3 separate regions of the Mus musculus genome follow, and regions 2 and 3 are each linked to region 1. The links are chromatin loops, found by intact Hi-C in ENCODE. Cell type or tissue: heart. All regions are shown on one strand. Region 1 overlaps Col27a1 (collagen, type XXVII, alpha 1). Region 2 has its middle 4.9 kb from the start of Ambp. Region 3 overlaps Col27a1 (collagen, type XXVII, alpha 1).

Evidence for each region. A loop is a pair of places that touch in the nucleus more often than their neighbours do. Peaks named below come from ENCODE experiments on the same cell type or tissue, not always from the same donor. Only the 100,000 strongest peaks of a DNase experiment are listed, where the experiment ranks them.
Region 2: it touches region 1 in a loop (4-fold over the local background); 30 of 42 quality-filtered maps call a loop at or near these places.
Region 3: a loop joins it to region 1, with 3 times the contacts of the local background. A loop is called at or near these places in 4 of 42 quality-filtered maps.

Annotation. Positions count from the first base shown.
Region 1 is chr4:63,305,328-63,310,327 of GRCm38, forward strand. It overlaps Col27a1 (collagen, type XXVII, alpha 1), which reads left to right. Exons shown (of 61, transcript NM_025685.3): 36 at 1,359-1,412; 37 at 4,195-4,302. Among named protein-coding and RNA genes, the nearest start is that of Orm1, 37 kb to the right of the region's middle. In heart, CTCF peaks have their summits at 2,283 (motif pointing left) and 2,496; DNase peaks (open chromatin) are centred at 2,274 and 3,284; H3K27ac peaks cover 1,026 bases; H3K27me3 peaks cover 901 bases.
Region 2 is chr4:63,156,547-63,161,546 of GRCm38, forward strand. It overlaps a transcript of Kif12 not described here. Among named protein-coding and RNA genes, the nearest start is that of Ambp, 4.9 kb to the left of the region's middle. In heart, a CTCF peak has its summit at 2,596 (motif pointing right); a DNase peak (open chromatin) is centred at 2,595; H3K27ac peaks cover 779 bases; H3K27me3 peaks cover 751 bases.
Region 3 is chr4:63,228,705-63,233,704 of GRCm38, forward strand. Col27a1 (collagen, type XXVII, alpha 1) reads left to right here. Exons shown (of 61, transcript NM_025685.3): 4 at 3,088-3,141. Among named protein-coding and RNA genes, the nearest start is that of Col27a1, 16 kb to the left of the region's middle. In heart, no CTCF peak of the experiment used is centred here; DNase peaks (open chromatin) are centred at 1,447, 2,637, 3,977, 4,955 and 1 weaker place; H3K27ac peaks cover 2,874 bases.

The DNA of each region.
Region 1 (5,000 bases):
AGATTCCCCAACTGTGGAAACAGCCGAGGAGTCCTGACAGCTTTGACTAGTCTCCCTGGGTACCCAGCATCACCACAGAGATATTTAACCTCCAGATACTTTCCTTCAAATATGTCCCCCTTCCGAAACTGTTCTACAGTTAGCCTTCACCTTTCCAAATGAAACCCATGAGATTGCCTTGCCCTAAGAAGCCCCATGAGATCCTAGCATCCCTCTCTGTACTCTGTGAATGTAGACTCATGGGAATTGTAAGGACACAGCCCGTATCCTTAGCACCTTACAGATGGGGCAGGAAAGGCTCAAGAGTGAGTGAGTTTGTGCAGTCTTCAGGGCACCAGGTCCTCACCCCATCTCAGCCTCCCTCCATCTTCTCTTCCTTATGATGCCCCAAGTTCCCAGTACCCAGTCTCCAGAGGGAAACTTATCCAAAATTAGGCAAAGAGAGAGGGAAGGCCCTAGGCAGCATAGGAGAGCTTAGAGTCCAGAAATGCTAGCTGTGCATGGCCACCAAGCTTGATCAGTTGAGTCTCCTTAGAAAATAGTGTTGAGAAAGGTCCTGTGGCCCCATCTAGACTCAATAAGTTCGAGAGGCAGATGAGTATTCCTTTAACACACACAGTGTACTAGGCATGGGAGCATAGAGTGAGTAACAGAAGACCTGTCTAAGGGAACTGATGTTCTGGTGGATTGATTATTGATGTCTGCCATGGGTACAAGAGGAGCAGCATCTGCTCACTTGCCATATCTTTGCCATTCCTGCATTTGCCAACCTGGGTCCCCTCCTAGCTCTGCCTCTGGACAGCTCTAAATTCTAAAACCAGAGGGAGATACCAATTTAGGTTGGCAGCTGTTTGGAGAACTGGGGCTTTTCCAGCACGGGGAGGACCAGCAGGGACATCAAAGAGGGCCTTGGCATTCTTAGCATCTTTCTAGAACTTACCCACCCAAGTCTACCAATTGTCCTTACATTCCTCATGTGAGATGAGGTTCCAGGAACACTTATTTCAGCTCTCAGAAGGAGGCCCAAGGTGGCTGACACCCTTGAGTGTGTCATCCCCTTCCCTGAGAGCCATGTTTTCCAGGTAAGAAAGGGATTCCTATAGAAACTAAGATCCTACTTGAGGTTGCAGAAACACTGCTGATGCTGAGGTTGGCATTGTCAGAAACCATTCTTACCAACTGGCTTCCCCAGTCCAACAGCAGGTACCTGGTCCATAAGGCTCTGTGGCCCTTCTTCTGCCCCATAGAAATCCACTTGTTCAGCTTCTGAGAGCCAGTGGGTTCCTGACCCTGGCAAGTGGGGAGGGAACGCCCCTTGCGCTGCTACCCAGTAATACCTCCCCATCTTTTTCTCCCAGGGAGAGCCAGGCCTTGAGGGAGACCATGGCCCTGTGGGGCCAGATGGGCTGAAGGTGAGTTGTCTGGGCCAGGATCTGGGAATGGCCTCTAGCCCTGCTCTAGTTCCCTCAGAACACTGAATTAGCAGCTTCTCCCCGGCAGAGGAAGGGAGGTGGGGTGGGGGTGGAGGAATCAGCAGGGTTTCAAGGCTGCCCTTGCTCTACCTGGGGCTTTCATATCCTCTCTTTCATAACGCCCTTAAAGATGAAAAGTTCTGACCATCACCAGGGGTTCATAAGCCAGCACTCAGGGGGAACTAGTCCCAAGGCTGCCAGGTACGATCGATCGATGCTGTGCCCTCTATGAGTCACGTCCGTTGATGCTTGAATTCAATGTTCAGATGGGGAAACAGACTCAGAGAAGTTAAAAAGCTTGCTGTAGACACACAGCCCAGTATTTTTATACCCAACATCCATTCCGAAGGAGAAGGGGAAAATGAGGCTCACAGGAAGACAAGGTTCAGAGTCTGGCTGTGAGTGAAGGATCAGCCGATTGCAGGCGCTTCCGGGGCACTGCTGTTCCCTGATGATGTTCATCTGAGCCCCAGGTCGGTCGGTGATGCATAGAAACTGCAGGTATCAAGTAGGCACAGCCCCACCCTCAGTCCCCGGCCTGCCCCAATCCAAGCTCCGCGGGTAGGCTCTCTGTGCTGACCTGGTCACACCAGAACCCCAGAGAGACTCCCCCTATCGTGTATGACCCTCTTACCTGCCCGCCACAGATCTACAGAAGCGCCTCAGCTTTTCTGAGTCTCAATTTCACAGCCACAGAGCCAGGCTTCCGTGCCCTAAGCTCCTCACAGTCACCCAGGGACCAGAGAACACTTCATCTGGGTGCCTTGTCAGCGCTTCTGTTTTCCTTGCAAGTGAAAGCGCGCCCCCTGCCGGCCACTTAACCGCTTGCTCTTGGCCCCAGCTCTGCAGCCTCCTGGTACAGCTGGGGGGTGGGGGGGGTCACAGCCTCCTCATCCCTTCCTAGATGGCCACTTTTGTCCTGGAGTTTTTGCCCCAGGGGGCAGGAGGACAGGTCCAGGCTTTGCACAGTCTCTCTACTTCTTGCTTTTGACAGTTCTTGCCTCTAGCTTCCAAAGCCAATCACACCGTTGTCCTAGGACTAGACTGGTCACTTGGGTGCCTAGCATCTTTCTGATCCTTGGGAGGTCCTGGGAGAGACTGCTTCCTATACTGCACGTCCAGGGGTCACCACTGTGCAATCAGCTGCTTCTCCAATGGTCGCAGCACTTCACAGAGCTCTCATGTGCAGTATCTCTGTTGATAACAGTGGAGGTGGCAGTCACCCTTAGCACACACTGCCCCGGGCTGTGCTGAGTAAGATGCACGGTCTCTCTGTGTTCCACCTATACAAACGAGGGACCTGGCCAGAGTTACAGAGTTACTGAGAGTAGTGAAAGGATTGTGACCTGGGTGTGAGGGAGATTCGGTCCCCTGAGCTCAGATCCCTGCCTCTCTACGGACTCAGTTCTTCAATCTGTGGACTGGGAGGATTGAGAGAGGCCACCCAGAAGGCTCTCTGCTCCTTGGCAGATACCTCCAGAGACTCTTACAGCCCATTCTCATGGGCCCCACAGAACCCCGTTTCCAGCTGTGTAGGAGTCAGACCATGAATAGTCACTGGAGACTGGTTCTGGCCAGGGCCTGGGCCTAGCTTGGCTACCTGGAGCAACCAGCCTACAAGTGAGACAGCAGGTGGCCAAGATGACAAGCCAGAAGCTCAGTCTCAGAGCCAGGGGAGTCTCTGAGAGCCGGATCTGGGCCAGCAGGTCTCTGTGCCAGGCTGTGCTGGGACTCTGACAGGCTCAGTGGAAAGGGACCATACAAGCCATCCTCGTGCCCAGTGCTGCTCAAAGCTGGCCTGTGTCATGTGACACCTACAGCTGTCCCCCAGGCCAAGCTGGAAAGTACCTACAACTCTACATGCCAGTCTCATTTGCCCAAAGGCCAGGCTCCAGCCACCACATCTGTATCTTGACTCTCTCTTCCTGGCCAGGCCAAATCAGATTCCTTCTGCCTTTCTCCCACGGCTGCTCTGAGCCCCGTGTGCAGTTGTCAGCACTGTTCCTATCCAAGGCCACTCCCTGCACCCCCTTCCTCTAAATGGGACCTTCTGCCCTCTTTCTTGGGACCTGCAACCGTCACAGCGAGGCCACACAGACATGCTGCAATCTCCTTGCCTATCATCCCTTTGGAGATGAGCTTGTGATAGACAGTCCCTGATCCTGAAACTGCTGCTGGAACTATAGCCCACACCCTGTCCTGGTGGAGCTCAGGCAGCTCAGCTCTGCCCAGGGCATGAGGGAAAGATGGCAAGGCTGGCATGCAGAGCTAGAGTACACACACCCATAAGGGCTATACCCATGACATGTTGCAAAACCAGTGCTGTGGAGAACCCAAGACACCTGAGCCTTGGGCTCCTGAAGCCCATGCAGGGGCTTCATAGGTAAGGCTCTTAGAGTCCTCAGTTTCAGGGAGTCCTTGCTACACTTTCCTTACCCACAAGAACTCCTCCCTTGGGGCCCCGTTTTCCAGGACTTGGTGCTAACTGCAGATTAGCTGTACCTACTTGGGGCCAACTGGCTTGACTTAGCTCTGCCTCAGTTTCCCCATTGGTAGCAAACACTAAACAAGTACCAGCAGGGAAGGCTCTGGTGAGGATGACTCCGGTACCGAAGGCATGTCGGCAACTAACAGGCTGCCTGAGGTTTTTGAGGCCTTTGATGACCTGGTTTTTAATGTTCTCTTTCTCTGTCTTCCTCCTGCCCCCCCCCCCCCGATCCAGGGCGACAGGGGCGACCCAGGGCCCGATGGCGAGCATGGTGAAAAGGGCCAGGAAGGGCTGAAAGGAGAGGATGGGTCCCCTGGGCCCCCGGGCATCACTGGCGTCCCGGTGAGTGTGGAGCATCCAGCAGCATGGGGCTCTGGGTGAGGGATGCTCATAGCTGTCCAGGCCTCCCGAGAAGTTCTCTACTTTGCCTCTTTCCTGCTCCCTCAGGAGAAACTCTGTTCCGTGTGGCCCTGTAACCTCATCTCCTCCAGCCCCATACCCAGCCTTTTTTTCTCGTCTCCTGGGACGAGCTTGCCCTACCTCTGGGCCTTTGCACCTGCTCCTCTTGTTTTGAGCACACTCTCCCTTCTTTCCTGTTCCTATACCCCTGTGTGCCTTCAGTCCTCCTCACACAGAGACAGTTCCTGCCCTTGGAAGCCATCCCTGACCCTTGGCGAGGTCTCTATCTTTCAGGGTCATTCAGGACTTTGACCACAAACACTATGAGTATCTTCCCTGGGCGCTGGGCCCCTGGTAGAGGAGAGAACCTATTTTGTTTCAGTGTTTGCAGACAGCATGCCAGTGCTTTCCAGACCATTCTTTAATTAGCTAGTATCCTTGAAGGTTGGGAGACTCAGACAGTTAAAGGAACCTGGCCCAGACCACACAGTAAGAAAAGGCAGAGCCAGGATTTGAACCCCTGCATGTACATCCTGTCTGAAGTGGACTCACTGGAATTCAGAGCCTATACAGGCTGTGGGGGAAAAGACGTGTGGTAGGTAGGACATTCTGATACTTGACTGATAGCTTGGAAGTTTACT
Region 2 (5,000 bases), 150 kb before region 1:
TTTTTCTTCTGTAATCTATAAACTAGAGAACAGAGCAGTTGCCATTTGGATCACTTGAGGACACACTTGAAAACATTCTGTGAATGTCCATGGGCACTCCAGGGTCTGTCCCACTACCTGGGCTACATGTATTGCACCAAAATGACCTCTCACGTACATATAATTTCTTTATATTTTATGTTCATTGGTGTTTTGCCTGCATGCACATCTGTGTGAGGGTCAGAAGCCCTGGGACTGGAGTTACAGACAATTGTGAGTTGCCATGTGGTTGCTGGGAATTGAACCTGAGGTCACTGGAAGAGCAGCCAGTGCTACTGCTGAGCCATCTCTCTAGCCTCTCCCAAATGACCTTTCTGAACTTGCTGGCAGGCTGGAAAGCCTAGGGCACTTGAGGGGACCCCAGCTCTGATCTCAGACTATTGGGGACAAGCCCATATACTCATTTGACAACATGCTTGGGTGAGGAGGAGCTGGGAGGATGGCTCAGATTGCTGATTTACCGGGTGCACAACATGCCCACGGGCTAAGGTGGGGTGGGAGAGGAAGCCTGAATGACTAAGAGGGCTGCTCTCTGTCCTTGCTGCAGATGTTTGCACTCCTGAGATTATTAACCAGAGCAAACACAGGGACCTCAGCCGAGGCCACCTGGACTTTGAACCACTCTTAAACATTAACAGGGGCTACAGGGATGGAAAGTGGGACCCCCATCCCCTCTTCTCCTTTGTCTCTCAGAGTAGAATGTGGAAGCTGAAGGGGGCGGGGCAAAGATTATAGGCATCATCAGGATTCTGGAATGATCTGAACGTGGGAGAATGTTGCCCACCCAGTAACCTCAAGGGTTCCCAGCAGAGCAGGGACCAAAGGCCTCAGTTTTCAGATGAACACAGTGGGGATGGGGCCTTATTTAAGGTCACTCAGCTTACAGCCCACGTGGCACATAAACGGACCTGTTCCTACACCCACACTCCCACTTCATGGCTATCCAAGTGCTCCTTATTTCAAGCTTGTCATTAGGAACAGGATAGGGACCCTGACATGCTTTGAGGAGGAGGCAGACAAACGAGGATAGGTCTAAAGCAGGGTATGGAGGCTATGGGAGTGATTCACCCCAAGAGTGGACATGGAAGACAGGAGTGCACAGGGAATGAGGTCCCAGAAGGGGTGTCACCTCAGCATTGAGAACACAGTCACAAAAGTCCAAGAAAAGGAAAATGGAGATAGAATTATACTTGGGATCTAATACACACACACACACACACACACACACACACACACACATACACACACACATACACACACACACACACACACATACACACACACATACACACACAGGCACACACACACACACACATACACATACACACACACATACACACATACACACATACACACACACACACACACATACACACACACACACACACACACACACACACACACACACACACACACACACCAGAGCAGGTGAGATGGCGCAGTAGGTTTAGGTGCTTGCTGAGTTTGACTTGACTTGAGTTTGATCCTAGAAACCCATTTGGTAGAAGGAAAGGCCTGACCCCTGCATGTTGTCCTCTGACTCCTACACTCGCACTCGTGTGCACACATGTGTATGCACATAAAACAGATACACACCAAAACATTTTAAGTTGAAAACATCTCCCTAGTCAGGGAGCATGGAAGACAGAGGGGAGTGCCTAGGCCGGTGGGACGGGCAGGATTGCCAGGGCCCAGGGCTTGCTCCTTGCCCTGAAGGCACAGGGTTCTTTATGTTCAGAAAGTGATCGAGAGTGCATCTGGGGTGCAGGAGACCAATGGGGAGACAGGAAAGAGTTGGAAGACAGTGAGTACCCAGGCGGCTTCCAGGAAGAGGGAAGGACCGGTCATCAGAAGCTGTTACTGAACAAGTGAGGACCTCAGGGGCACAGGGCAGAACAGAGGCCAGTGGGTGCAGGCAAGCTTAATGTCACAGGCTGTCCTTTCAGAGTCACCATGGAAAGTGGGAGTAGGGGTGGACGCTATGACGGTGAGGAAAGAGGAGCTCCTCGTGGCCCATCTGAGTTCCACACTCTGCTTTTCATTCCCCACTCTGTGCCAAATAGAAAGCCAGGCTGGTGATCTAGCTCAGTAAAGTGCCTTCCTGGCATGTGTGAGGGTTCGAGTCCCGGCAACTACATAAGCTGGGCATAGCGGCACAGACCCATGATGGCCGCATTTGAGGGGTTAAGGGTGGAGGACCAGGAGTTCAAGATCATCCTTAACCACTCACTAAACCCAAGGCCAGACTGGGCTGCTTGAGACCTTGTCGAGAAAAGGAGATGGAGGGGCCAGCTGGAGACTTGAGTATCAGAGTCCAGTGACACGCAGGGGACTACAGGCGCAGTCCTTTCCCCTCTTGGCTTTGGCAGTTTCATCTAAACATCCATGTGGGACAGTGCTTACTCAAGTGACACAGCTGAAACAATGCATGGTTCACACTTGTGAGAATATTCCCAAACGTGTGGACTTGAGGAAGCCACAATGCTAAGGCCCATGGCACTGAGCCTGTCCGACTCCATACCCGATTGTCATACGCATGACTGTCCCTTGTCCACCTGGGGGCAGCAGAGGACTTGCAGAAAGCAAAGACAAGGAGGGGCTCAGAGGCCTGCAGGGAAGGCCTGTGGAAAAAAACCAAGGTTAGATAGAGCCTTCCTTTCTTCCTTCTAACCAGCTTTAACTGCCCTGTGAGCCTCCTCCTTGGCCTGCCAGTCCTCAGGTCTGGTAAAGGGCTGCAGGTTGAGATAGGCTCTTAAACAAAACTGAAGTCCCTGGGGCATTCTGCTGGGAAGCAGGAACTGGGAACCCAGGCTGTCAGACACCCAGGAGACCTGAGTGTCCTGCAGGTGTCTCTCTTAAATCTCTATTCAGGACCTTACTATGCTGGTAGCCATGTTTTACAGAGAGGGAAACTGCGGTTGAAAGATCAGGTGTTGGAGGCCACCTGCAAGTAACTATTACCAACCCAGCTCTGACTCCCCAGGCACCAAGGCTCTCTGCTGACCTCCCAAACCCTGGGCCCTGGAAACCAGCAAGACCTCTTAGCCACGCTGTCCAGGAATGCTAGTGACCCTTGCTATCTGTCGCTCTCTGCTATGGCTCTGCATTCTGTTCTGATTGGAGTGGGGTGATGGTGACTCAGAGTTCAAAGATGCATATAAAGATGGATGACAAAGCCCACCACGGGTCTCGTTCTGTGGAGAGAGCTGGGCTTCGTGGATGGGACCTGAGATGGGTCAGTTGGGATTGCAGGAAGCTGGTGGCTTAATCTGAAGAAACGGCTTAGAGTGTGTGACGCTGTGGGGCTGGGAGGGTGGCTAGTATAGCACTTGCTACGCAGACATGAGGACTTGAGTTCTATCCTCAGAACCCACAGAGGTGTGTGTGTGTGTGTGTGTGTGTGTGTGTCTGTGTGTCTGTGTGTCTGTGTGTGTGTGTGTGTGTTCGTTCATGCGCTTACTTACAATGCCAGTACTGAGAGGTGAACACAGGCATATTCCAAGAGCTCACTGCCAGTTGTGAGGCAGGTGAAAGACCCTGCCTCAGAACCAAGGCAGATGGCACTTGGGAGTTCTTCTTGAGGCTGACTTCTGGTCTCCCCAAGCACATGAGAGTGCGCGTACACACACACACACACACACACACACACACACACACACACACACACACACCCAGAGAGAGAGAGAGAGAGAGAGAGAGAGAGAGAGAGAGAGAGAGAGAGAGAGAATATGGGACACTGTGGAATCAGAGATCCAGCTGTCCTGGAGACAGAGCTTGTCACACCGGCATCTAGCAACAGGAAGAGAGCCCCAGAAGGAACTTGTGAAGTGTTCGAGGGTACTCAGGAAGAACATATTGTCACTGTCTTGCACTTTGCAGGCTGAGCTTGTCTTTCCGTAGAGGGAACACTTAGGGCCCTCTCCATTCAGGCTGACCATGTGAATGCACCCTAACACATGTGAAAGGGGGGAAGTTGTTCCTTCCAGCAACCATGAGGCAAGTGGGGCTCCTTAGAAAGTGCCACTGGACTTTCCTCAAGAAAGAAGTAAAGATTCTCCAGCTTCTATCTTGGAAGGCAGTGGAAACTTTGTCCTGGCTCTTCTCAGACTGGCTCCTGTTGTCCCTGGGTTATCAGTGTCCAGGGCATCCCACAAAGGAAGGAAGAAGCCAACAGAGATAACATCACCATCTGTAATAGCAGGAGGCCAGATGCTAGCCCAGTTCTCTCTAGGCAGCTGCAGGAATGACAGGTCCATCCAGGTGCATCCACGTTTAATCTTATCGTCCCCGTGGACACTTTGCTTCCTCTAGGATAAACTAACTTTATCCTCACTTCACAGAAGAAACTGAGTCTCAAAGAGGTGAATACTTCACCCATGCTCCCATATCTTGTAAGATGTACAAATGGAATCTGAGAAAGAGCAAAGCCTGCTGAGACTCCAGAGCCCGGGGACCATTGCGATCTGCCTCCTCAGAGCCCTATCCATAGGGTAGTAGTTACACCACTGCCTTCCACTCTAGATCTGGGAATTCCAGCTGGGGCTATACAGCCCTGCCTCACTGAGAAGCCTGGAGGGTTTCTTCTGAAAAAATAACATCTTATTTCTTTATTTTGTGTGCATGTCTGTACACATCTGTGAGTATACACATGCCATGCATGTATGTGGATATCAAGAAACAACATTCAGAAACTGGTTCTCTCTTTTACATATGCGTCCCAAGGATTTAAGGGCGAGAGATGTCATTATCTGCTGAGTCATCTTGACAATGACTCAGTCTGAAGAAGTCCCTGGCTGGGCAGTGGTGGTGCACGCCTTTAATCCCAGCATTTGGGAGGCAGAGGCAAGCAGATTTCTGAGTTCGAGGCCAGCCTGGTCTACAGAGTGAGTTCTAGGACAGCCAGAGCTAAACAGAGAAACCCTGTCTCAAAAAAACAAAACAAAACAAAAAAGTCCCTGGGT
Region 3 (5,000 bases), 77 kb before region 1:
GGCTGGGGGCTCTGTAGACATCTATGATCGCATCAAGGGACAGGCACAGAATAGGGTCCCACCCAACCCAGAGCAATGCACTCAGGCCTATACTCTTGAACCCAGTCCCCTAGAACCCAGGTCTGTAGAATGTCTCCCTATCTGCTGATTGACAGAGGCAGATGTCAGCAGGTCTGACACTTTGTGCAGAGCCCCACTGCATCTGGCAAAAAGAGGGGGTGGGGGTCTTGTTCAAGAGTGGGATCCCCATGGACTGGCTACAGGAGGTCAGGACACCAGGGGAAGCCTGCAGGGCTATTTCATGTTTCCATGGCTCTGTGTGTGTGCATGCACCCTGGCCCAGGCCTCCTGCACTCCCTGGACAGAGACAGGCCTGCGGCCCCTGCCCCTCCCCCACGCAAGCTCTCTCAGAGGCCTCCTTGTTTCCAGTGTGGAGTGGAAAAATCCCACCCCAGCTCATGATTCATTGGGCTCCCCCGCTCAGGCTGTGGGCCTGGAAAGAAACAGCCACGTTTTCCACTGTGCAAAGGCAGGCCTCACTCAGATGGAGCAGAGGGGCCAGAGCACCCACCATTGGCCGAGCCAACAAAGTGAACACTGAGTCTGGCAGGCACATGGCTGCAGCTGGGCTGGGCAGCTGTGACCCAGGTCCCTGGCTGGTGGGCTGCAGGTGGTAGCTATGTCTCAGCTGGATTGCTGTGTCAAGAGCCAGGCCATAGGCTGACCTTACCAAGATGAGCTATAGATGCTGAGTTGGCCTGGGGTGTGCTGCGTAGACGTGTTAGATGAGGTCAGATTCTGGAAATGTCAGAAGGATACATCCAGGCTTCTGCAGTTGTAACCTCAGCACGGCTTGGCTTTCTGGCAAATGGGAATGGTCTCATTACTCGCTTACCTGATAACCCCAACTCGAAGATGCCAGCACCTGCAAGGACGGGTGTGTTCTTTTTCCAGGTGGCCACAGAAGGGAAGGGATTTAGGACAGGCCACATGGTTAGTCAGAGACAACTGTCCAGCACTGACTGTGAAGAAGTTGTCCAGGGTGGCCCTGTCCCTCTGCTCTCAGCCAGCTGTGTGGCCTTAGACAAGATGCTTTGAATCTCTGATCTGTCTCTGGTTTTTTTTTAACCCATTGGAAGGGCTCAGGCTCAGGATTCGTCTGGCTGTGCATTTTCCTCCAGTTGTGGGTCACCTGCCTGGGAGAATTGAGCCAAGGAGGAGGGCCTACTGGAAAAAAAGACACTACTCTCCCCAAAACAGTAGCAAGGGGTGTGTAGCTTATACTGCTGAATGGGGAAATCCCAGGGGGGTTGCCTAGCAGAAATAACAACTCATGCTATTTGAGCATCAGCTTCATGCCAGGCACGAGGATTAGCACGTTTTATAGATTATCCGTGGCGACGAGCTATTATTATCCCCATTGGACAGCCATGGAAACCCAGGCTTGGCGAGGGAGCGAAAGCCGCTGGCATAAAGCCACCTCTGAATGGCAGGGTGCTGTGCCTGTGTGACCTCCAGCCTATGCTGTACCCTGTGCCTCTAGAGAGGAGGACGGTCTGGACCCAGTCCCAAATCGATGTGGACTGGGTGGAGGGTACTATCAGCTTGGCTGGGGACACACAGAGGCTCAGAGCAGGTTGGTACTTGCCTGAGGCCATTCTGTGACCCTTCTTCCTCTCATAGGGCTGTCCAGTGACCAGTGACTAACTGGTGCTATCTCACTGTCTGGATCTGGGTTATGAATCTCAGGGAAAGAGAGTCCCAGAGTGTTCACAGGCCAGTGTGCCAAGCCGAGCCAAGCAGAGTCGAGCTGCCCAGTGTGAGAGCGCGATCCACTGCCAGCCAGAATGAACACAGTTTTTAACACTGATTCTAACTCGGGCAGGGCAGGGAAGCTGGAATCTCGTGGATGGTTATTCGAAACAAATGAATTCCCAGGCCTCGCACTCCTAGAAAGCCTGGCTTCCTTTGAGGAGTTTAGGCTCAGTCTCTTGCATGCACGTTTGCTAATCTCATTTTCTTCTTTGGGGTGGAAGAGATGGGTCATTAGTTACTACATGCATTTTAAAGGGAGAAGCTGAGACCCCGGGCAGGAGGAAGTCCCAGCATGCTGTGCAAAAATCAGGATGCAAACAGAGTTAGCAGCCCACTGCCTGCTTTCATGGGAAGGGAGCCGAGATGAGACCGTGCAGGTGTATCTCAGTCACTTCCCAGCCGGGCCTTTCTCAGTACTAAGTGAGGAGACATTAAATGTTGTTGAACAAGGATGAGCCTGGGGATTAGCCTGGAAGACTGAGGCAGAGGGAGTTATGGGGGTTTGCTGTAACTTCTTAGGGAGTTGTGATGATGCTGGACCCCACGGGAACAGATGGGCATTTCAGTGCAGGCTCTGGAGCAGACGAGGCAGTAGGAACATACTACCTCTTGTCTTTAAGGAATCCTACAAGGACCTTTGCCCTTACACAGGCCAGGATGTCAGTGGCCACACCCAGCTATGAGTGGCAGCAAGGCCATTTGACCCCAAGCCCAGCTGTTTCAAAGTCCCTGCATGTGCCCTTTGTGCTCCATGTCCCTCTGTGGTGCGAGGATGCTTGGTGTGACCTTGGCTGAGTCCCTTCTCTGCCCTGGCTCTGCAGAGAACTTGGCTGAGCTTGGAGTTTGCCTGCTGTTTTGTGTTATCAGACATTTGGCAGAGCCCTAGGGGTAGGATGACTCATTTTCTGTGTTAGTGCCTTTGAGGGGACTGCCATTTGCTAAGGGAGCCAGGCTTCCAAACAGATACTTCCCCAAAGGAAGAGAGAGAGAGAGAGAGAGAGAGAGAGAGAGAGAGAGAGAGAGAGAGAGGTCAAGAAGGCTTCCTAGAAGAGATGACACCCTAACAAGTTAGCTGAGTGATAAAAGACAAGGCCTCAATAACTGTGAAAGACCCTGAGAACACCAATAAGCATGGGTCCCCCAAGGCAGAGAACTCAAGGAATTCCTCTTCATAGCTATGGGATTTTTGGACAGGATTGTTGATTAACTAATGATTGTATTTTTCTGCTGTACCTTGGCATTGTCTCACACTATTCTTGCTTCCTCTTCAAGGGTCCCCCTGGGCTTCCAGGATTACCTGGATCTCCGGGCGCACGAGGTCCTCGGGTAAGTTACGGTGTGCTGGGTGTCCTTTGGGGGCTCTGGATGACCTTTAGTTTGCATTCCACTGCCCATGGTGCCCCAGCTTGCTGTGAGCCACAGACCTTTTCCTGCCCTTTTCTGTACCCATTTTCCATTGTGTCTTTTTGGGGTGGACATGGTGTCACATGGTCACATTGTCACATGGTGTGTGACAATAATGACTTTGTGCCCTCCGACTTGTACTGCGCATGGTGACCTAGGGCAGGGACTCTTGAAGTCCATCTGCATAAGCAGATACTTGACCTGGAAACCCCAGTGTGGGAGGATGGGACACTGGGGTACCTCCTCCCACTTCCGCCTGGCCATAGTGGCTTTGTGTGTCTGAAGGAACAGTTCTGTGGCCCCAGAGAAGGGCTGAACTCCCAGGCTAGAGTGTGGCTCAGGGTCAGCTGGATTGCAGTAGCTGCTGGAAGCACAAGTCTGAGGGTCAGCCACTTCCATACATGGTACCTGCCTGTCACTTTATGCTGCCCGTGCAGCCCCACCCAGCTGTGGCCTCTACAGGGTAGAGTGGGCATCCTTATTCAGGGATAAGGCGTGACTAGCAATATCAGGACTGCAGCCCAAGATCTTCCCAAATGCTGGGAGCCTAGGGTCCTCTGAGAGGGAAGTCTATCTCTTCCTGGCTGGGACCAATGGCACTCATATCCTAGCTCAGACTGGTTGAGCTTTCCTCATGACAAGGGCCAGGCAAGCACCAGAGGAGGAAACTGCCTGCTACATATTTTTAGCTCTAAGCCCAGCAGTTGGTTTTAGTTATGTAATTAACTCAGGCCCTGTTTCTTTCCAGACCTGGCTGTGTCTCCCTGAGCCCAGAATTCTGGAACCTTCCATCTGATTTGCCTTTTCTCTTGGCTGCAGAACCTGCTGGGGTGCATGCCCAGGGTTAGTTAGGAACTATACAGGTGTCAGGGTCTTGCACTTTGGCCCAACATTCCAGGTCCAGGCGAGCTGATCCCAGTTCCCAGACTTTGCCAGCTTTTTTCTTAGCATCCTCTGCCAGGCAGTTCTTCCGTGCAAAGTCCTCTATCTGCAGCTCAGATGAGACTCCACCCCTTTTCTGCTGACCTTCCCTGTCTGGAGCTCCTTAGCAATTTGCCTGGCACAGCCACTCCCAGAGCTCTGCTGGCTAACCTGCATGAACAGGATACCTCCAGCCTTCCCAAGCACCCTGGGAAATAGGTGCTAGAGTTCTCCTTATTTTACAAAGGAGAAAACTGAGACCTCCCAAAGGTACAACTCCATTAGATAAAGTCAGAGTAAATGCCAGAGGTGAGCGAGGGCTGAGCCTGGGCAGTTTGATTCAATAGCCCCCTCACGTTCCTGAGTGTCCATTGTGCTGGTTTTTCTATCAGTGCGGCCTGGGTCCCCACCGCCTCAGGAGGAGATAGGCCTTCCATCTTACATGCTGCCTAGCAGAGTCACTGGGTGACTGTCTAGGAAAGCTTCCTACCAGGGAGCTGTGTTGACCTTAGGGGAGTCTAGTCCATCCCTTTTTCTGACCTCAGTTTCCTTACCTATGGAAACAAGGCCCTACATTCTGGAGCATCCTTGCAGGTTGGATGACTCTGGATATGCTTCAGGCTCTCTACCTGCCCCACTCTGTGTCTACATTGGAAATTCCGTAGATCCCATAGCTAACAGAAGGTTGGGTTAAACAGTCCTGGTGCCTCTATGCACACAGCAGTGCTGGGCCCTGGGAGGGTCAGGGTCCTACCTTAGTTTACACAGAGCCCTGCATCCCTGTAGACTCCCTGGGCCTGAAGAAGGATGGGGAATCCCCAAGCCCCCAGTCACCGCTCCAAGAAACTCCATCTATGGAA